Regions from separate parts of the Homo sapiens genome. Here region 1 is linked to region 2. Evidence: chromatin loops called from intact Hi-C (ENCODE). Cell type or tissue: K562. All regions are shown on one strand. Each heading gives the region's core, and the rest is flanking DNA. Links, peaks and the distances in the headings are about the cores only. Region 1 overlaps COL4A4 (collagen type IV alpha 4 chain). Region 2 has its middle 21 kb from the start of SCYGR8.

The links. Hi-C counts contacts between places; a loop is a spot of excess contacts. Peaks named below come from ENCODE experiments on the same cell type or tissue, not always from the same donor. Only the 100,000 strongest peaks of a DNase experiment are listed, where the experiment ranks them.
Region 1: a loop joins it to region 2, with 27 times the contacts of the local background. A loop is called at or near these places in 3 of 110 quality-filtered maps.

What each region holds. Positions count from the first base shown.
Region 1 is chr2:227,032,154-227,035,068 of GRCh38, forward strand. COL4A4 (collagen type IV alpha 4 chain) reads right to left here. Exons shown (of 48, transcript NM_000092.5): 38 at 1,257-1,328; 39 at 1-123. Among named protein-coding and RNA genes, the nearest start is that of COL4A4, 130 kb to the right of the region's middle. In K562, for the core only: a CTCF peak has its summit at 1,429 (motif pointing right); a DNase peak (open chromatin) is centred at 1,418.
Region 2 is chr2:227,765,197-227,768,113 of GRCh38, forward strand. No RefSeq gene overlaps it. Among named protein-coding and RNA genes, the nearest start is that of SCYGR8, 21 kb to the left of the region's middle. RefSeq lists an enhancer at 1,164-1,213. In K562, for the core only: a CTCF peak has its summit at 1,312 (motif pointing left); a DNase peak (open chromatin) is centred at 1,315; H3K27me3 peaks cover 203 bases.

The sequences.
Region 1 (2,915 bases), core at 1-2,500, 730 kb before region 2:
GTCCTGGGGGACCTTTCTTTCCACGAGGACCTGGAGGAGAGATTCCTGGGCTCCCAGGGTCTCCTCTCTCCCCTTTTAGCCCAGGTATTCCCACTGGACCAGGTGGCCCCACATCATGCAAACCTTAATGGGGAAAACAGAATTAATACTATATCTTCTCTTTTCTTGTCCCTGTTATAGTGCCTGAAAAGGAACCACTTCCCAATAGCGGCAGAGGAGTGGCTGGTTCTGCAGACACCAACAACTGGTTGCAGTGGTGATCCAAATGTCTGCACCATTTCTCTCTTAGGACCTATCACACTGGTCAGCCATAAGTTTTATTTCTTTTATAGTTATTTTCCAGATTTTAAAAAACAACAACTTAGAGGCAATACCAACCTCCCACCTCTACAATGGAGAGAGTAAAAACAAATGAGATACAATAAGTAATTATGCATAAGTTGCTTTGAAATTTGAGGTGGAAACTGGCATGATTAGAACTATTGTGGAATTTCACACTGGGAAGGAAGGACATCAGTGTTTTCTTGGAAGGCACACACATTTAATCTATTTGGAGGATCTACTAAATGAATCTTAAGTGACTATATTACTGGATCTTCCAAACTAGAAAGATTTCACCTCTCTCCAACAATAAATTCAAACCTAGCAGCACAATTCCTCTTCCCCAGGGTCACTCAAATTTGCATGTTAGGTTTCAGCTACTTTGTCTGATCATAAGCGGTTTTTCTGAGAAAGTAACGCAACAAATGTGCATTATACTAACAGAACAAGATACACTTGTCAAAGATTAACCTGTTTGCGGTATGAAAATAACAGCAAATTGTGTAGGTAATTTGTTTTAGCAGTGGCCATAAAAGGATGCTATTAGTACTAATTTGACCCATGTGGTCAAACATAGCATTACTATACTTAATACAAAAATTCTAAAATCCCCAGCTATTTACTTGTTAGGATAACATTTTGAAATCTGGCTCAATTGTTCAGAGTACTTTTAGTGGACAGAAAATTCCAAGCAATACCAACAAAAGACACTGTTAACCAACCATTCCTTCTTAAATAGGGTTTTCTCAAATGTCCTTTTCATATGTCATTTTCAGCACTAAAAATAGCTCCAATAGTGTGTCTCTAACCTAAGCCAGTTTTTTTCAGTTTTGCCTCCAAATCTCATGAAGTGCAGAAATACCAGGGAGGGTACCACTTTCTCTCATGAACCATGGACTGAAGCTCAGTCTGTTACGAATCGATTAGGTGCTTACCTGAAGCACCTTTAGTTCCTTTCTGACCTTTCAATCCATGCAAGCCGTTCAGGCCAGGTGATCCGGAGGGACCTGAAAAACACCACAGGCCTGTGACCCAAAGGAAGACCAGCCACCGGTACTCACTCTAGCCACAAACGCAGGCACTGCCCAGCAGAGGGCGCGTTGCTGGGGCCAGCAAACAGCTCTGAGCGTCTGGACTTCATCATCAGGGTGGAAACCCAGGCCCAGGACTATTTAACACATTCATCCGGTAAAGATTTTCTGCCAAGACAGCTTAACACAAACATTTCTTTGGTTTTAAAGTACTGCTGTTGGTTTCTGATCCTATCGTGACCAGATATGGTCTAGAATTACTGAATCTTGGCATAGGAAGTGACCTTTGATTTTATGACAATAAAATCACCCTACATGAGGAAAGAGATCGGATGGGAGCAAATCCAGGCCTCACACCTCCCAGGCTTGGGGTCACTGCACCCTCCTAGGGGCTGCAGGCTCCTGGTTTCTTCAGGATCTACTCATGGAGATGCAGTCAGACGAGAGGACGCATGGCGCCTGTGGCATGCTGGCAAATGCTTGCCCTGCGATGCTCAGGCCTGCATGGCGAGTGTGGCTCCAGCTATTGCTTTGCAGTCACTTCTTTCACAACCATTCTGATGCCTTTCTGCAGAACCTAAGTTTATTTTGCGATGATCACTGAAAACTCCCGTCTGTGTAAACAGACATTACCCCACTGATGCCTGTGCCTTCTCTCAGAACCTTCTGTTTAGTTCTCCAAAGAGCCGTCCACCAGCCTGGCTTGACTGAAGTTGTCACTAAACACTTCCAGTGGAAAATTTTTTTTAAGGTTTTTTATCAACGTATGTTGAGTTGTGTTGAAGTTGTCTGAACGAGAGCCTTTTCAAATGACACTTCTTGATGGCCCTTGGTAAAGTTGGAGGAGGAGAGGCAAGGAAGAAAGCAGGTAAGGAATATTTATCGAGCATCTCCAGGGCACTGAGCCATCTGCTGGGTGCCTTCTCACAAGTCCTGTCCCACTGATGGCTACGAGCACTGAAGCTTCTTCCCAGCCTCTGGTCAAGCCTGGAAAACTTCCTATCTCATCAGTAGATCTTCCACCCAGTAGCTGTTCTTTTTTTTTTTTAATTAATTAATTAATTAATTTATTTATTATACTTTAAGTTTTAGGGTACATGTGCACAATGTGCAGGTTAGTTACATATGTATACATGTGCCATGCTGGTGTGCTGCACCCACTAACTCGTCATCTAGCATTAGGTATATCTCCCAATGCTATCCCTCCTCCCTCCCCCCACCCCACAACAGTCCCCAGAGTGTGATGTTCCCCTTCCTGTGTCCATGTGTTCTCATTGTTCAATTCCCACCTATGAGTGAGAATATGTGGTGTTTGGTTTTTTGTTCTTGCGATAGTTTACTGAGAATGATGATTTCCAATTTCATCCATGTCCCTACAAAGGACATGAACTCATCATTTTTTATGGCTGCATAGTATTCCATGGTGTATAGAGCCTCTCGGTGCACAGCCAGCCTGTTTACTTAGTGTAGGGTCACATCTCTCAAATTTGGGATAAAAATACCATCAGCTTATAAGGTTGAACACAGAAGGTGCCCCTCACCTACCCCCATGATATAGGACCC
Region 2 (2,917 bases), core at 156-2,655:
CAGCTAATTTTTGTATTTTTAGTAGAGACAGGGTTTCACCATGTTGACCAGGCTGGTCTCGAACTCCTAACCTCCAGTGATCTGCCTGCCTCAGCCTCCCAAAGTGCTGGGATTACTGGAGTGAGCCACCGCACCCAGCTCACAATTATTTTTTAAGGTGAGGTCTTGCTATATATGGCCTAAACTGGACTCGAACTCTTGGGCTCAAGTGATCCTCCTGCCTGGGCATCTCAAGTAGCTGGGGCTACAGGTGCATGCCATTGTGCCTGGCTCCCACAATTTATTTATGTCACCAATAATGGGCATTTATGTTGTGTCTAATTTTTTGATATTGTAAACAATGCTGCAATGAGCATCCTTGAACATATAGACATGTAGATTCTACCAGAAACTACCCTTAAAGAAAAGATTTGTTTTTTTGTGGTGGTTGTCAGTGAAAGCACTACCCCAGTATCATGTGGCTCTGGAGGTCTCTGTGTCATTAAGTAACCTCAAAACCTGCAGCATATGGTTTTGAGTTATCTTAGTAATTCCCTCTTCTTTTATAATTGGAATTTGAGTGGAGAAAATTAAACAATACACATGTAATAACATCATTCTTTATCTGTTCCCTACTTAATATGTGATTTCTTTTATTGGCTGGAAAAAGTACATAGCTGCTGATTTATCTACTTCAAGTAGCAGGACAATATGCTTACCTTAAATAGTCAAATGTAGAAAAGAACAATGGTCCTGAAACACAGTCCACGCCGTCACAGGAAGAGGAGAGGCCTGAGACTATGAGGAGAGGGAGAGACCAGTGATCAAAACTGAGCTCTACAACAGTCCTCTCTGTTGGGGGAATTAAAAAGCAAAGGATTTGAACAAGTAATTCACAGATGGGGTAGTACAAATGGCCAGGAAACTTCTCAAATAACTTGGAAAACGTGAAACCCCAAGGATAGTGTTAAGAGACCGCTTTAAAGTGAGATTTCTGTTATTCATGTTTAAAATATGAAGTATTCATCAGTCTTCTGGAAGAGACTGACACACAAAAAATATAACAAGTAGCTTGTATTGATCTTTCACCAGGAGACTTTCTGAGAACTTTTCACATATTAGCTCATATAATCCACATAGCAACTTTATGAAGTAGACAGTTAATTATTTCCATTTTGTAGATAAAGAAAACAAGGCGCACAGAGGCATTCCGTGTTTTGTCCAGGGTCATTCAGTCCTTGGCAGAGCTGGCATTTGGGGTCAGGCAGCTGGGCTCCTGGGCCCGAGCGCTTAAACACTGCCTTGTGCTACCACCTGGTGGTCAAAAGCGATACACGCAACAATGGAGGTGAGCCCAGGCCAGCCAGGAGCCGGCTCCCTGGAGGATGTGAACTTGAAGCAGAAATCAGGAAAGACATTCCAGGGAGAGACAGCAGCACTCGCCAAGGCACAAAAACAGCAGTTACTGCTCCATGCATGAGGAGCAAGAGACAACTGGGAATGATAGCAAGAGGAGTAAAAAATAAAAAGAATTTCTTTTCTTTTTTTTTTTTAAAGAGCAAAGAATGATGTGTTAGGAGATTGAGTGGAGAGGTCAGCTGGGACCAGATGACGGGAGAGCTCCTAGTAAGGGGATTGGACTTTATTCTGAGGCTGATGGAAAGCCACTGAAGAGCTTTTAATCACGGCAGTCGGCCAGGCGTGGTGGCTGACACCTGCAATCCCAACACTTTGGGAGGATGAGGCAAGGGAATCGCTTGAGGCCAGGAGTTCTAGACCAGCCTAGGCAACATAATGAGACGCCCCCGTCTCCACAAAAATGAAACACCACACACACACACACACATATTAGCTGGGTGTGGTAGCATGCCTGTGGTCCCAGCTACTTAGGAGGCTGAGGTGGGAGGATTGCTTGAGCCCAGGAGATTGAGGTTGCAGTGAGCCTTGCACTCCAGCCTGGGAGACAGGGCCAGACCTTGTATGGAAAATTGATCAGTCGGCCGGGCGTGGTGGCTCGTGCCTGTAATCCCAGCACTTTGGAAGGCTGAGGCGGTCGGATCACCTGAGGTCAGGAATTCGAGACCAGCCTGGCCAACATAGTGAAACCCCGTCTCTACTAAAAATACAAAAATTAGCTGGGCATGGTGGCGCACGCCTGTAGTCCTAGCTACTCGGGAGGCTGAGGCAGAAGAATCACTTGAACCTGGGAGACGGAGGTTGCAGTGAGCTGAGATCATGCCACTGCACTTCAGCCTGGGCAACAGAGCGAGACTCTGTCTAATATATATATAATATATATATATATATATATATATATATATATAGATAGATAGATATAGATATAGATATAGATATAGATATATATCGATCAGTCATAATCAGTCAATCATGGCAGTGACCTGGGGAGAGTTACAGTTTGTATAAAGTCCCTAGTGACTGTGAGGAAAATGGATGTGGGGGACAAGGCCCAGGGAGACCAATGCAGAGCCGCCAGGAAAGAGCCTGCAAGTTCCCAAGTCACCAGGACCCCAGCGGTGACGGAGTGGGGAGAGCACAGGTTCAAGAAATATTTAGAAGGCAAAGCTGTCAGCACTTGGCGAATGAACGTGATGCGAAATGGACAGAGTGGGAGAAGCAGGCTACAGACACCAGGAAAAAGATCGTTCCAATCACTCTTTGGCTGTTCCGAGCCTTATAGCGGGATCCTCAACCAGGGGCCATTCCGCCCCCCAGGAGACAACCAGCTGTGTCTCGGACAGTTTTGCTGGTCACAGCAAGCGGCCGGGGTGGCGGTGCTAGAGGACGCTGCTAAACCCCCTTGGTGCACAGGGCAGGCCCCATGGGACGGGAATCCTGGGCTCGGGGCGCGGCTGCCTGGGTCCCCTCTGGCGGCGCCAGCTCCAGGAGGCAGGAAACGAGGAGGCCCTGGCTCACGGAG